Linked DNA regions of Homo sapiens: region 2 is linked to region 1. The links are chromatin loops, found by intact Hi-C in ENCODE. Cell type or tissue: CD4-positive, alpha-beta T cell. All regions are shown on one strand. Each heading gives the region's core, and the rest is flanking DNA. Links, peaks and the distances in the headings are about the cores only. Region 1 overlaps CDYL2 (chromodomain Y like 2). Region 2 has its middle 7.2 kb from the start of LINC01227.

Region 1 (8,338 bases), core at 324-8,323:
TCTTTTTACGACCATAAAAAGAAGGAAAGCCTGAGAAACTGTCAGCCCAGAGGGGCTAAGGAGGCATGATTAAACATAATATTCTCTGAATATTCCCTGAATGGGACTCTGGAACAGACACTAGGTGAAACCTAAATAAAGTATGAACTTCAGTTCATAATAATACTTGAATACCGGTTCACCAGTTTCAACAACAAAAAAAATCATACTAATGTAAGATGTTCATAGGAGAAACTAGGTGTGGGCTATATAGAAACTTGCTGTATTTCGTGTTCCAATTTTTCTGTGAACCTATAACTGGTTAAAAAGTGAAATTTGGCTGGGCGCGATGGCTCACGCCTGTAATCCTGGCACTTTGGGAGGCCAAGGCAGGCGGATCACCTGAGGTCAGGAGTTTGAGACCAACCTGATCAACATGGAGATATTCTATCTCTACTAAAAACACAAAATTAGCCGGGCATGGTGGTGCATGCCTGTAATCCCAGCTACTTGGAAGTCTGAGGCAGGAGAATCGCTTGAACCCAGGAGGTGGAGGTTGCAGTAAGCCGAGATCGCACCATTGCACTCCAGCCTGGGCAACAAGAGTGAAACTCCGTCTCAAAAAACAAAAAAGCAAACAAACGAAAAAACAAAAAAGTGAAATTTATTTTAAAGAGTATTTTAATTTCTTATTTTTCTTCTTTTTATTGTTTTAACTTTTGTGAGTACATAATAGGTGTACATATTTAAGGGTACATGAGACGTCCTGATACAGGCATGTAATGTGAGATAAGCACATCATGGAGAATGGGGTCTCCAATTCCTCAAGCATGTATTCTTTGAGTTACAAACAATCTAGTTACACTCTTTAAGCTATTATTTTAAAGAATATGTTTTAGGAATTAAGTTCATTAAAAATGATGACAATGCTTCCCAGGTGATTCAGACATGCAGGCAAGCTTGAGAACTTCAACCCATGGTTCTTACACTTGCGTGTACACAGGGATCATGGGAGGATTGTGAAAAATCAGGCTGCTCCAGGGTCCAGGCTTTGAGAGCCAGGATCCAGACAACCCAAGAATTCCTCAAACCCCAGGAGTCACTGTGGTGTCGAGTGTGAGCCATCTTCCTCATGCATGGGGCTGCCCCATGCTTGCATGCCAACGGAAGTTGGAAAATCTCCTGGACTGTCACCATTTCTGCCAATGAAGTGAGTGACTGCCCCGTGCAGGATGGAGCCACATCTCACGATGACTCTGCTCAGCCGTGGTGATTTGGGGAAGAAGGGTGCAAGGAGACGCAGACAGGCACTGACCATGTGCTCAGCGCTCTGCCGGGCTGGGTTGGGAAAAAGTCACTACAGAGACTGAGACTCCGGAACCCAACCAGAAGCCCAGCCCGGGAAGCCAACCTGTCCCATGCCCCTCCTAAGGAAGATTACTGTGTGTACACAGCCTGGACAGGCTCCGTGTTCTGATCCTTGGTGAGCAGGATATGAGGATCAAGTAAGATAACATTTAAAGAAGCAGCACACAGTAAACCAGGAATAAATGGTGGCTCTTATTTGCTTTATAATCATCATGCCCAGCTTAGCACAACACCATTCTGGTAATATTTGCTGTCTCTCTAATAACATAATGTCTGAAGGCAAGGCCACTGGCACACTCAGAGCCCAGCGCTGCATAACACCCGTGGCACCTAGAAGCCTACAGGAATTGCCCCTCTGCATACAGGGCCCTGGGTCCACCTCCGGGTGGGCTCAGGCTCATAAATGGCATTGGGAATCTTGGAATCTCAAGGACCAGGCCTAAGGCAGGGACCAGAAAACGCTCCACCAAACCCTGCTACATGCAAGGCAACGCTTCAGACATCAGAGCTGCCCGGCATGGAGATGGGCCTGTGCCACCCACAGCTTCTGTGAAGCCCCAGTTTTGTATTGTTCCCTTACCAAAAGCAATCAGGCTTTGTCAAACATCAAGATGCAGCTCCTGACACCAGGTAAAATGATTCAGTGAACTTCGGAGAGTAAACACGAGTGTCTAATTACAAGGCTTGTGTAGAGGGAGTTGTTCCTTCAGGGTTAATCTCAAACCCTCAGCAACTCAGAAGGCCTTCCTAATCAGACAGAGCTGGCTGTGGTTTCTGCAGCGGCCCAGGCAGATCCAGGGCACGGTCCCGTTCGTGGAGGCTTCACCTCATGGGAGCTGCTTTTGGTGGGCGCAGGGTGTCACCAGATGCCCAGAGCCTGGGGACATCCATCCCTGCTGGGGCCAGGCCAGGCCTTTTCTGAGCAGCTCTAAGGCTGGGTGTCAATTATTGAACAGTCTTATACATTTGCCATTCTAGTTAGTCCATTTTACAGATAAGGAAAAGTGAGTACCTTGCTGGAAGTCACAGAGATTGTAAATGGAAGAGCCAGGATTGGAGCCAGCCATCTCCTCATTTTATTCATTCATTCATTCAAAATCTAGTTACTTGCCACCTCCTATGGGCTAGGTATCTACCAGGTGATGGGGATCCAAAAGAAAGTAGAGAAATAGGGCCTGTGCCCTCATGGAGCTTGCTTTGGGTTGGGGAGATGAAAAGCTAACAAGTAACTAATACCTAAAAAAATTACAGATTGGAAAACAATAGGGTGATGTGATAAAGAGTGATGCAGGGAGGGGAGGTGTTCGTGAACCCAAATCTCATGGTCTTTCCATTAGCGCAACAGGGTGGAGAAGCACCCGAAGAGACGAGGGCCCTGAGGCCATCTTACCAAATAAGCCATGAAACTAGCAGAGGCAAAGAGACCCTCCTACCCTCTGCCAGGACACTGGGCTCGCCTCTCCGATAAACTTAGAAAGATGCAACACCTCTGAGCCAAGCAGGGATCAGAGCCTCCTTGAGTACTGGATTCAAAATGTGTGCAATTCTGGATGCGGGTGGCTGAAACGGGCCTTCTCTCCAGGAGACGCAGGGGAATGGTGCCTCCAGAGCCCCTCAGACTCTGCCCTCTCACCGAGCAGTCCTCGAGGTCCCTCTCCTTCAGGAGCATCATGCTTCCCGAGTGACAGCAACAAGCTGGCAGGGAAGACGCTGTGAGAAACAGAACATGTTGGAACTGTGGAAGCTTAGGGCTCTGCAGTCAGAGGACATGGAAATAATCCCAGCCCTACATTTGCTAATGGGAGAAGCAAGGAAGCCACACGAGCTCTTGAGCATTGGTCTCCTTGTTCCCACAAAATATGAGAAATGAGATTCAATCTTACTTAGTATTTTAAAAGGTAGGGGCTAAAAGTACCTACTCTTCGGGCTGTTTTGAACTCAATCAATTAAAGAACTGACCTGGGGTCAATAAAGTGCCCAGCACACTCCAGGCACTTCTCCAATGTCAGCTGGAGGACACCAAGGCATTCAAAAAGGAGGAACTAATTGGTGAGTGTCCCTAATCATGCCTCTCCTACTCCCAACCCCACACCCAGGCCTAGGCCAAAGATTAGGCATTCCAGGCACAGAGGGGACTAACTGCTCTGCTGAGCCCAAAAGCCAGGGTGACGTCCAGTCGGGGGCACTGCCTGCATTCAGATCCCACATCCCCCTCATGGGCTGCAGGGCTGGACAACTTGCTCGCCTGTTCTGTGCCCCCACTGTCCTGCGTGTGAAATGGGAGGGCAGCTGAGAAGTAAAGGAAATGGTGCATGCTACATATCTGGAAAATAGGAAAGCCCCCATCATGCTAGTTTCCTTCCTTCTGTTCCCCTCAAGACTTCCAACATTCCCTCCTTTAGCGTACAAAGGAGTATTTCCCATTAAGAAGGCTCCATAAACTCACGTGCTGACACCGTGCCCCTGTTCCAAACATACAGAAGCGACAGATAAAATACAAAAGGAGAGAGTCAATAAGATGAAGCCGGGCTCACAAACGAGATAATCATCTCTGCGTATGAGAGGCACAACACTGACACAAAGCAGTCAGTGGGGTGGGAGAGGGGAGGGAAGATGTGGGTTCTTCAAAGGCAACAAGGACTAAGTCTTCCCTGCAAGATGGGAGGGGGAGCCCAGGCTTAGAGCTGGAAGCCAGGGGATGAAGTGAGCTGTCCACCCTGAAGGCAGTAAAACAGTAACCAAGGGATGTGATATCCACGGCTAAGGCTTTATTAGGATCTCAGGACCAGGTAGAGGCGAACACAAAACTATCAGAGAGAGAGAGAAGGAACGAGAAACGAAAACAAAACAGAAACTTTGCTCTTGAAATGAGCCTGCACACCAAAATACCAAAACTTGTAGACAGCTCACGCTTAGAAAACAAGCCAGCAAAATCAATACTCAAAACATGAATTACTCCAAATAAAATTAAATTAACATCATGAAACAATTTGACAAGGACTTTAAAATAGGAACATTTCAAATGCTCAGATGCAAGAAAAACATTCATTTAAAATAAACAAGAAATGTTCAAACAAAAGCAGACAGAAAGGAAACAAGGACAGTGAATAGCATAAAGAACTAATTAAACAGCAAATGACAAACTGGGAAAAACAGTTGTGTATCACAGATAAAAGGCTAATATCCCCAATTGTAAAGAACTTTTAAACACTGAAGATAAGAAGACCAAAAATTCCTTCAGGAAAAAATGAACAAAAGACAGAACAAACAATCCACAGCATTACACAAAAATGGCCCTTAAATAGAAGAAATGGCTCCAAATCCACCCAAAAGAATAGTGCACATTAAAACTCATAACAAAGAAAATTAAAACTACACTGAAATACCATTTCTCATGCATCTTATGCTTGGCAAAAATTCAAGACCTTGACAATATACTCTGCAACAGAGAATGTGGGGAGTCAGGCATTATCTTCATTGTGGGGGAGATACAGAAAGGTACAAGTGTGATGGGAAGAAATTTGGCAGTATCTGACAACACTGTTTATGCACTTACTCTCACGAAACCCAGCAATCCCACTTCTAGAAATTTAACAGGAAAACTGTACTTCCAATGGTACAAATATATATATGCATAAAATTATTGTAGCTTTATCTATAACTGCAAAATACTGGAAACTACCTAAATGTGCAAGCATAGACTGGTGAAATAAACTACGATGCACCCACACAATAGAATACTATGTCGCTCTAAAAAAGAAAGAGCTATCTCTATGAATATGGAGTGGTTTACACAGTATACATTCCAATAAAGAGAAGAAAGGTGGAAAAGTACTTTACCTTTAAATGTAAAAAAAAAAGATGGGAAAATAACATAAATTTGCTTTTTTTTCCAAAAAAAAAAAAATCACAAGAAGAATAAACCAGAAAACAATGAAATTGATTATCACAAGTGGTTGGCAGGGAAAATTGAGTAAAAGGGATGGGGAAGAGGTGACCCTTCTTTGAGGATATCTTTTTGTTTTAATTTTTGGAAGTATGTTAAAACATGTTAAGATATAAAATAAAAGCAATAAAGATGGGGGGTGGAAATAAACTAAATGAAAAGAGAAAGAAATAAACCTAATCGTCTTTCAAAGGAATAACATAACCACATCAAAAGGGGAGAGGGGAAGAACAAATACAAATAACTTTTGGATATAATATTATGAATATACAACAGATAAATCTTGAACTCTTCTTAGTGGGTTTGCTTTTCACTGTGGTAAGAATGGAGCAATTCTAAGATTATTTTATGAGTAGTTCAGGATTGAGAAAATGAGTAAATATATGATATTGTGGAGAAATAGGATTCTCTCTGTGGAAGAAGACATACAAATATGGGATGCAGAGAGGCAAGGAAGAATCCAGTGAGGTTAAAATGGATCATAGGTATTGGTAAGAATTCATGATTTTAAAAATTATACATATTTCCTAGCTCTGTCAGCTGAAAAGGCTTAGAAGAAATGAAACCCAAATAGCAATGAGCTATGTAGATCCCACATGTTGGTTTCTAAATAACAATCCCACTAAAATAAACAAGGGCTCCTAGAGAAATGGCTGCTTCCAGGGCTTGGGCAGGTAAGGTATACTTTGGGCTAGAAAATCTTATTGTACCTAAAAATAGGAAGTGATCAAAAGAATAGCCAGGCATTGCAAAAGGGCATATAAGGCAGCTTGAAGGGGCTCCCACTGGCCAAATCTTGGATGTTTTCAATAGTAAAATAAATAATGGCAGTAATAGATTATAAACTGTCACATAAAGTAAGAATCCTTGAATTTGTACTCACGATAGAGGTGATGGATGGATGGATGGATGGATGGATGGATGGATGGATGGATGGATGGACAGACGGATGGATGGATGAACAGACAGATGAGATGGATAAGAAGGAAGAGCATCATATCAGCTAGTTCAGTGCATAAGCTAAATCTAACCTTGAAGAAACATTAGATAAACTCAGTAAAATAACTAGCTTGTATTCTTCAAAAATGTCAGCGTCATTAAAAACAATGGCAGACTGAAGAACTGTTCCAGATTAAAGGAGACTACACAGACATGGCAACTAAAGGCATCATGGAATTCTAGACTGTATTCTATATTGGAAGAAATAAATATCTAAAAGACATTATTGCGGTAATAGCAAAAAAACTGAATGTGGGCTAAAATAAAAGTATTGCATCAACGCAAAATTTCTTGAATTTCTTAACTACATTGTGTTTACTTAAAAGAATATCCTTTTATAAAATATCCACACTAGATATTAAGGGGTAAGGAGGCATAATGTATAGTCTACACTCAGATGGTACAGAAAAAGAACAATTTGTATATAGTTTATATAATGTGTATATATTATAAATATGTGTGTCTATATACATATACATATACAGACACACACAGAAAGAGAGAAAAAAGTTAAAAAAACTGGTTAATCAGAAAATGGGTCCTTCATAGTTTTCTGTAAGTTTGAAATTATTTCAAAATAAAAAGTTAAATATATTTTAAACATAAATATCCTGCAGATAAGAATCAAAGTTCTATATAAGGGATAACTCTAAGAAAAGAATAGCTGAACTTTTTGTAGAACTCAAAAAGAAAAAGTTCTCAGTTTGAAAGAGCACTCTAAGTACCAAGCAGGACACACAGACAAATAATATTAATGATAAACTGTAGAATTCCATGGGTAAAGAGTTCTTAAAAAAAAGCATAGACAGAAAAATCATATTGTCAAAAAGGAATGGCAGACTGAAAACAGCAATAACAGAGGCTTGAAAAAATGAGCTACTATTCATCAAAATGCTGAGACAAAATAACTGTCAACCAATTTTATACCCAGCTAAAGCAGCATTTAAAGGACCACATAAATGGACATTTTCAGGTGTTCTAACACCAAGAAAATTTATCTACCACAGACTCTAAAAAAATTAAGAGAAACTTAGCAAATCAAAAATTTAATTCAGAGGAAGACACGGGTAAAAAAATAGATTTTTAAAATTTTAGTAAATGTAATTACTGGCTGTGAAAATAATAATCAATGGTGTTTAATAATGTTGGGTGTATAAAATAATAGTAAGATGTGGAAGAGACATGTTCAATGACAACTGAAAGCCAAGCAGAAGGAAGCATCTTGCCAAATTCAGTAAGAGGACATCATATTTGTTAGAAAAAGATCATACTTTAGTATGTGTGCTGAAGTTTAAAAATACAATCTACAGCTAGCTTCTGAGTCAGCCCAAGGAGAAGGAATGTATAAAATGTATCAATCCAGTGAAAAGCATTAAAAGGTCAGAAAATAGGAATGAGAGAGGGAACAGAGAACAAGAATGGGTAAAAATAAAATGCTACCTAAAATAGGAGAAATAATCCAAATATCTCAATAATTACATTATTCTGTGAACATATTAAACTCATATTAAAAGACAGAGATAATCACACTGGATAAAATAATAAAGATGTGTGTAAGATTTCCTGAGGAGAAACTCTGAGACAGAAAGAGGGATCTCAACTCAGCAAAGAGGGGAAGAAAAACTGCCCAATCAATAGAGAAATGCCAGAAGGATCCCAGGGGAATCAAGAAATGGTGCACAGTGGTCTACATGCAGCAACAAAAGGTGTCAGGGAATTCACTGCAGTGTGCAAGACACAGAAGGAAAGATAGAAACTTGTCATTAAAGATACAGGGGCAGCTGCCCCTGAGCTAGGGGTAAGCTGTCTGAGAGGGCAGGAAGTGGAGGGCTGGGGTTGGGGTGAGGCCACAGAGCCTGAGACAGACAAGGACAGACCGTAGGGCACTTCTACCATGCAAATAAGTTTTCAGAAAACACAGCCACTCCTGGCAGGGCACAGGAACCATGTCCAAGTTCTCCACCAAGAACATTTCAAACCCCAGGTACAGAACACCACCACATTCCCTTCAGGCCTGGAGGAAGGGAGGAAAAGTTTAGACAGATC
Region 2 (8,338 bases), core at 302-8,301, 77 kb before region 1:
ACAATGCAAGTGTTCTATATTCACGCTATTCAATGTAGTGGCTGCTAGCCACAGGTGTGAGCTAGTACAATTTCAGAACAGGATGTTCAATTTTATTTAATTTTAATCAATTGAGTTTATGTATTTAAAGTCACATGTGGCTAGTGGCTTCCACATTGGACAGTGCAGGGAAAATGTAGGACTCAGTCTGTGGGCTTTTTGCTAACCATGTCCTTCTCAATGATTCCTTCAGGTCAACCAGCCCTCCATTTCTCTGGGCTAAGGGGTGAGGAAGCCTCTTGGATGAGCTGAGTTCACAGAGGATCCCCCTTTCATGTTTCCAGTCAGTCACAGGTCAGTCAGCCCACCCACAGACATATGCTGAGACCCTATTGTGAGCCAAGCCCAAGCCAGGTGTGGGCACCGTCCCTACCCTGGAGGAGGTCCTGGGCTAATAGGACAAGTTAAAGAATAGCAATAATCATATAATGATATCAATGATGATGATGATCATTATGGTGGTGGTGCCAGTGATGATGAAGATAGTGAAAATGGCAATAATGACAGTAGTGATGGTGGTGGTGATGATAGTGATAAACATGGTGGTAGTAATGATGAAGATGGTGATGATGTTGATGATGGTGATGATGATGATGGTGATGAAGATGGTGATGACTATAGTGGTGGTGATGATGGTGATGAAGATGGTGATGACTCTAGTGATGGTGATGATGGTGATGAAGATGGTGATGACTATAGTGATGGTGATGATGGTGATGAAGATCATGATGACTATAGTGATGGTGATGATGATGATGGTGATGATGATGATGGTGATGACTGTAGTGGTGATGATGATGGTGATGAAGATGGTGATGACTATAGTGATGGTGATGATGGTGATGAAGACAGTGATGACTATAGTGATGGTGATGATGATGATGGTAATGATAATGGTGATGAAGATGGTGATGACTATAGTGATGGTGATAATGGTGATGACTACAGTGGTGATGATGATAGTGATGAAGATGGTGATGACTATAGTGATGGTGATGATGTTGATGATGGTAACAGTGGTGATGACGATGGTGATAATGACAATGGTGATGGTGATGATGGTGGTGATGGTGATGATGACAGACAATGATGCAGCTAATGATGAACAATGATAGTGTTGCTGATAAAGTCACTATCGATGAAATAAGAACAGGGACTTGGAATCATCCTCTGGATTCAAATCCACATTCCACCACTTACTAGCTATGAAGCCATGGGCAAGTCATTTACCCTCTTTGACCCTCAGATTTCTCTTTTGAAAAATAAAATTAATAAAAGCATGTCTGCCTAAGATGGCTAAGATCATTAAATAAAACACGTAAAGCATAGCCTGACACATGAAGGAATGAATAAATATTAGCTTTATTATTATTAGTCACTACTATTTATTCAGGGAATACTACTTCTCAAGTTAATGTCTTAATCTCAGTTAGTCTTCACATTGACTCTACCTCATTTCCATTTGACAAATAAGAAAACTGAGGCTCGGATAAGTTTAGAGAATTTGCCCAGGTTCTTAGGAACAAGTGGGAGTGCTGTGACTTGAATGCCAGTCTACACGACTTCAAAACTTTTCAGGTTGCCTAGTTGCCCACTGTGCTGCAAGTTAGGCACAATAAGCAGACTCAACATGGCATGGTAGAAAGAGAGAAAATGTGGATGCCTGCGTGCACCAGCTAAGTGGTTGGGATAACTTCATTTCTTATGGCTTCAGTGCCTCACCCATAAAATAGAACCATTTCTGTCCCTGGATCAGTGTAGGGAATCCATGGAAGCATATGAGTTCATCAATACAGTAGTCCATGGAAAAGCCTCATGTGGAGCTGGCACCCAGCCACAGTCAATATTAGCTCACGTTATCAGCGAGTATTGAACCATTTTTCACAGGCCCTACTTACAGCACCCCACAAGTACTCCCTTGATGACCTTTTCTCTCTCCCCTTTAATGACACACAGTGCTAACCTCCAAAGCCCTTTTCCTGAGTGGGACAAAGGAGTGTGTTACTTCCCCACACAGTTTTGCACTACTCGGCAAGGCCACAGCGAGGGGGGTATGAGCTCTTCAGGGTCTTGGTACACCCCTGCCACAGACCCTCCCCGGGTTATCACCCTGGTGCATCAGAGTGTAAAGACTCCACAAGGAATTCTGAAATCACCAATGATCTGCTGAGGTGAGAGCTGCCAGGGAAGGGAGAGGGTATTTATAAACCTGGCGCTGGTGACTGAGCCCTTAGGAAACTGAGAGAGAGCAGCTTTCCTGCCCCGCAGGGAAACCAAAGAGGAAAAACACCAACAGGCTTCAACTTTGGGCTCGAGTCAAAAGCCACTGAGGGTGCATCCAGGTCCCCTTCTAAATTTAGAACATTCAGCCAAACCATTTCTCCAGCTCACCGAGCGTCTTTTCCCTTGGCTGGGGAAAGCCAGGGGGCTTCTGAAAGCCAGGGACACAGATGGGAGGTCAGATCCAAACCTGCTTTGCCTCCATTTTTGTTTCCATTGCACTGGGGCCAAGACACTCCAGGCCTTTCTCATGCCTGAGACAGGAGAGTGGGGTATAAAGCAATTTGAAGTCAGAGAGGATGTTCAAATGTTGGCACTGGCTGCTGATTCTAACCAGCCTAAGATCTCAGACTAGCATCTTAAGCTTCCTGTATCTCATTTCCTTCATCTATAAGGTAAGAAAACCTTGGGCAGGTGACTTTTACCCAGGTGAGTCTTCATTTCATCACCTCTTACAACAGGAAAGGAAGGCTTCCCAGGTATCTTCTAGTCCCCAACCCTCAGTTTCCTTATATTTCTTTTTCTTTCTTTCTTTCTTTCTTTCTTTCTTTCTTTCTTTCTTTCTTTCTTTATTCTTTCTTTCATTCTTTCTTTCTTTCTTTCCTTCTTCTTTCTTTCTTTCTTTCTTTCTTCTTTCTTTCTTTCTTCTTTCCTTCTTCCTTCCTTTTCTTTTTTTTTTGAAGGTGTTTCACTCTTGTTGCCCAGACGGGAGTAGTACAATAGCATGATCTCGGCTCACTGTAACCTCCGCCTCCTGGGTTCAAGCGATTCTCCTGCCTCAGCCTCCCGAGTAGCAGGGATTACAGGCATGCACCACCATGCCTGGCTAATTTTGTATTTTTAGTAGAGATGGGGTTTCTCCATGTGGTCAGGGTGGTCTCGAGCTCCCGATCTGAGGTAATTCACCCACCCCAGCTTCCCAAAGTGCTGGGATTACACGCTTGAGCTACCTTGCCTGGCCAATTTCCCTATATTTCACAGGAGAGCAAGACTTACTAGATATCTTCCAGTCCCCAAGCCTCAGTTTCCCTATCTTTCACAGGGAAAAATTACGACTCAGAAAAATTCCAAGAGGGTTAAGTACAATGGCAAGCCAAGAGTGCCTAGCCCAGGGACATATGGTGACACTCAATCCATGTGGGTAGAACCAAGATGGAAACTAGAATCTGCAAGTCTCTATTCTGAGTCTCTCTTTCTCTCCTTCTTTTTTTAATAACTTCAACACACGTATTTAAACATTGCCTATGTGATCCCCAGCCCTATTATTAGTCCAGAGATAAAAACAGGGGTCAGAGCAATTGTAATCAAAAGCCATTTCTCTATCCCCGACCCTGGTGCTATGGTGTGAATTTTTGTGTTCCCCTAAAATTCCTATGTTGAAATGTAACTGCCAAGGTGATGGTATTAGGAGGCGGGGCCTTTACGAGTTGATTAGGTTATGAGGGCAAATCCACCATGAATGGAATCAGTGCCCTTATAAAATAGGCCTGAGAGAGCTCCCTGCTCCTTCCATCATGTGAGGACGCAGTGAGAAGGTGCCATCTGAGAAAGTAGGCTCTCACCAGACATAAAATCTACTGGTGCCTTGATCTTGGACTTCCCAGCCTCTAGAACTGTGAGCAATGGATTTCAGTGGCTTATAGGCTACCCAGTTTATGGTATTTTGTTATAGCGGCCTGGATGAATTAGTACTATCTCCTTCATTAATAATAATAATAATAATAGCTAAAAGCAATTGAGCACTTACTATGTACAGACATTGGGTTAAGACTTTACATAAATTATATAATTAAATCAATTACCAATGGTTTATATATATGTCAGAACCTAGGGTCATTTGATACAACAATAAAAATATAAAATAGCAACAGCAATACAAAAACTTTCCTTCTCTGACTTAATCTTCCCATTATCCCCACTATATGCTACCAGGGGCATCACACATCAGCTCAAGAACAAGCCCCTTTTAGGTATTCCATGGAGCCTGCCATATAGTCCTGCTCACCAGCTCCAGCGCCATCTCTCTGTGGAAGCGTCCATTGCTGTTCCCAAAGCCCCACTGCACTGCACTATGTCCTCTAGCTTGACGCCATCATGGGCTCCAACAACCACCCCTGGTGGGAAAGTACCTATCCCCACTCGGGCTACATCCTGTTTCCCTGGTTAAAAAACACCACGGCTCTGTGCTTGCAGCGCCTCACCAAGTTTTGATATGAAGCAGCTCTTTGGTTCTGTGCTCAGGTTTTACCATAGCTGCCTTGCTCTAGGGGGAGTTCAGTGGGGAAGCGCCTTCCTCAGATATGGACCTCTGTTCTTGCAGCAAGCTTTTGGCCTGGATTCAATCTTCCTTCAGAATGTTTCTTTCCCAGGAGACCCTGAGCAAAGAATCTCCATGAGGCCATCCCATCATCTTCTAGACAGGCCCAGGCATTTCTGACTCCTGCGGTGAACACAATAGTTTGTGCTTCCCAGCTGGGACTCACACTCAGAAGATCAAGCTTCTGGCCAGCCATGTAGCGACTCAAAGCTTGTGGTTGTCTTCTTAGTACTGGGTTGGTTTTGAAATGACTCATCCACAGCGTCTGGCTGCTTTTTGTGAGAAACTTTGTGCATTGTTGAGGCAAATGGTTAGCATGAGGGGTTCATCTCTGCTCATGATGATTGTTCAATACATGCTCAATGATTTAGACTAAATTTCACTCATGCATTCATCAAATATGTATGAGCTTCTGCTCTGTACACCCTACAATGGCCCTAGGATGGCATTTGGAGACACTGATGTGCAAAACATAGTCGCATAGCTGAAAGGGTCAGATATTCATTTATTCAAAAAATGGGCACAAAAATGTACAAAATGCAAAAAATATCTTCCCTTGTGGAACTTGCATTTGAGCATGAATAAGTACATGCAATGAAGTACCAAGTGGAGCTGCTATCAGAGAACTCTGGAAGAATACAACAGGGTGAAGAAGAGGAATGATTAATTCTATGTGGAGAGGGGAGGAGGATCAGGGAAGGCTCCTGGCGGTGGGGGAGAGGGGTGATCCCTGAGTGAAGTCTTGATAGAATAATAGGTATTAATAGGTTTTGAAGACAAGGACACAGTGTAAACAAAGGAATGGGACTGCTGGCTGGTAGGGGAAACCAAGAGTAGATTGTAGAAGTTGGAACATTGAGTACAGGGAGAAGAAGGAGTGGCATCATGAGAAGAGATGAGGTCTATGAAGACCTCAAAATGAGAACTTCTAGTCCGTGGTTCCCTAGGAAACTGAGCCCGAGGGTAAAGCTTTCCAGGGAGTGCAATCCCTGGGAAGTAGAAATGAGGGAAAGGGGGAGTAAGTAAGGGAGGCACTGGGAGCAAATAGAAGGATGTCATTACCCAACTGGTCATGACTTGGTGACAAGATGATCTCTTTGGCTTTACCAGGCATCTTTGCAGAGAACGTGAGAAAGATTGCATCTCTGAAACATCCATCTAAGCGAGGGAAGACAGGGGACTTTACACAAGGCTTCCATAAGGCATTGGTCAACATTTGCCCCATAGGTGATTAACTCCTGCACTTCTGATGTGTAAGCACTGGGCATGTGGGAACACCAGGTGGATCATGTAGTGTCTTGCACCTGGAGGAAGCCCCTGGGCAGGAGAAAAGAGGGCCATGCAGGCTCATGGCCGGAGAGACCCTAACAGTAACTGGGATTTGGAGCAACAGTAGAGGCATGCTCCTCCCTTTGTAATTCAGGCCCAGCTGACGAGCATTAACATCAACACAGACCTTAAGACTGACAGAAAAGACTCTTTAAGTCTGATAAGAAACATGTATATCTATTCTCTCTGAAGCCTACTACCTGGCTTCCCCACCTGCTGCCTCAACAACCTGGCTATAAAACTAGGGAACAATATAAGACGCTGCTAGGGCTGCCCCAGCTAGAAAGCAAGGCAAGTGCTCAGATACAGGATGGTATTTAAACTGAATCTGGTACAAAGCCTTCAATGGATTTTAATCTGTAGAGTAATGTATTCGAATTTGTGTTTTTAAAAGACCACTCCTGGATTTCTCAAAGAACTGAAAGTAGATCTGCTATTTGATCCAGCAATCCCACTACTGGGTATCTACTCAAAGGAAAAGAAATCATTATATAAAAATGATATCTGCTCATATGTTTATCACAGCACTATGCACAGTAGCAAAGATAGGGAATCAACCTAAATGTCCATCAACCAATGAGTGGATAAAGAAAATATGGCATGGATATACATATGTACGTATATACCATATAAAAGTGGTGTATACACACACACACACACACACACACCAAGGAAAACTACTCAGCCATTTAAAAAAAGAGTGAAATAATGTCTTTTGCAGCAACTTGGATGGGACTGGAGGCCATTATCCTAAGTGAAGTAACTCAGGAATGGGAAACCAAATACCGCATGTTCTCACTTATAAGTGGGAGCTAAGTTATAGGTACACAAAAGCATGCAGAGTGGTATAATCACATTAGAGACTCAGAAGGAGGAAGGGTGGGAGGGGGGTAAAGGATGAAAAAAAATCACCTTTTGGGCACAATGTAGTAGTGTGATGCGTACCCAAGTACTCATCACACTACTCAGGAGATGATTACACTAAAAGCCCAGACTTTACTACTGTATAATTCGTCCACGTAACAAAAAACCACTTGTACCCCTAAAGCTATTAAAATAAAAACATTTAATAATAAAAAATTTTAAATTAATAAAAAGACCACCCCAGCTGCAGAGTAAAGAATGGGTTTCGAGTTTCCCAAAGAGTGCTCCATGCACCAATGGAGATATTTCAAAGTATTTTATGTCTTTATGTTGTGCACAGGTTTATTTTACTAGCTAAGTTTTTAGAAAATGTATGTGTATATGTTTTACAGGTGTTTATGTAGACAGTACAATGTTAGATTTTATATAATAAATGCAGTCAATGTAAACAAACGTGCAAGGTTGAATACTACAGATGGGAGAGAGATGTGGACAAAATCAAAAAGGTAAAGTTTAGGAAATGCTGGATTAGACTGAAGGGTAGGTGACCAGCTAGGAGAGAGAATCAGGAGATAAAATGAAAGAACCTACCATGATAGGAATGAGAGGAAGGGATAGATAAGAACAATGTTGAGGAGTCAGGTTTCAAAGGACTTGGTCGTTAACTGGATATAGGAGCCTGAGAGAAAGATTAAAATTCAACGATGCTTTAGCAATAAGAAGGTAAAGGATTCATGGAAGGTCAGATGCAGAACTTCACCCCTTCAACTCTGTGTCCCAACCCCATGGGTTCATTAGACAGAGGATGAGCTGCTGATTTGCCAACCAAGAGCTCCAAAGCCAGATGTGCATGCCCTACGTGTGCTTCAGATGAAGAAGTGTGGACCTCAGTGTGGACCTTCGGAAATGGTGAGGACTGTCTGGGCCGGAGAAGAGCAAACACAGCAGTGGCACAATGGCAACCAGCTGATGAACCATTCTTGTGGGAAACAACCCCAGCCACTTGGATCCCAGCCTGGTGAGTCAGCACCCAGGCTACTGCTTGCCACCCACCAAGAAATGCACATGTTTGGAAATTTGATGACATCTGGAGTTTCAGTCTTAATCAGGCTGGTTTTGGCATTTCCTTTCCAGGCATGGAGCTGTTTCTGGGTATTTTTCAAAATTGTCTATAGGGAATGCCATAGAAAAACCCCTAAACTGAATCTTGCTAGAGCCACACCTTGCAATTCCACGACTTTTGCACATTTATCTAATGATTTGCCGAGTAGCCACACCAACAAAGGACAGAGCAGAGACTGTAAAGGGATGGAGCCAAGCTGTACCTAGGCAGAAAAGTTTCCCCACCTGCTGCCTCACGCCCATCTCTGCTGTGTACCAGGTGTAAACTAAAAATAAAATTCTAAGCCCCTCAACCATCTGAACGGACCCCTCCCCTTGGCCAAGGGCGTTCTAAAGTTAGCCTGAAAAACTAATGCAGGCCATCATGGGAAGCAGGAGTTGGACATG

The links. Peaks named below come from ENCODE experiments on the same cell type or tissue, not always from the same donor. Only the 100,000 strongest peaks of a DNase experiment are listed, where the experiment ranks them.
Region 2: it touches region 1 in a loop (2.1-fold over the local background); 4 of 110 quality-filtered maps call a loop at or near these places.

Annotation. Positions count from the first base shown.
Region 1 is chr16:80,652,867-80,661,204 of GRCh38, forward strand. All of the region lies in intron 2 of CDYL2 (chromodomain Y like 2), which reads right to left. Among named protein-coding and RNA genes, the nearest start is that of LINC01227, 84 kb to the left of the region's middle. RefSeq lists enhancers at 3,881-3,930, 4,081-4,220. In CD4-positive, alpha-beta T cell, for the core only: no CTCF peak of the experiment used is centred there; a DNase peak (open chromatin) is centred at 3,935; H3K4me3 peaks cover 1,170 bases; H3K27ac peaks cover 1,116 bases.
Region 2 is chr16:80,575,810-80,584,147 of GRCh38, forward strand. No RefSeq gene overlaps it. Among named protein-coding and RNA genes, the nearest start is that of LINC01227, 7.2 kb to the left of the region's middle. RefSeq lists an enhancer at 4,368-4,857. In CD4-positive, alpha-beta T cell, for the core only: no CTCF peak of the experiment used is centred there; DNase peaks (open chromatin) are centred at 4,452 and 4,862; H3K4me3 peaks cover 356 bases; H3K27ac peaks cover 986 bases.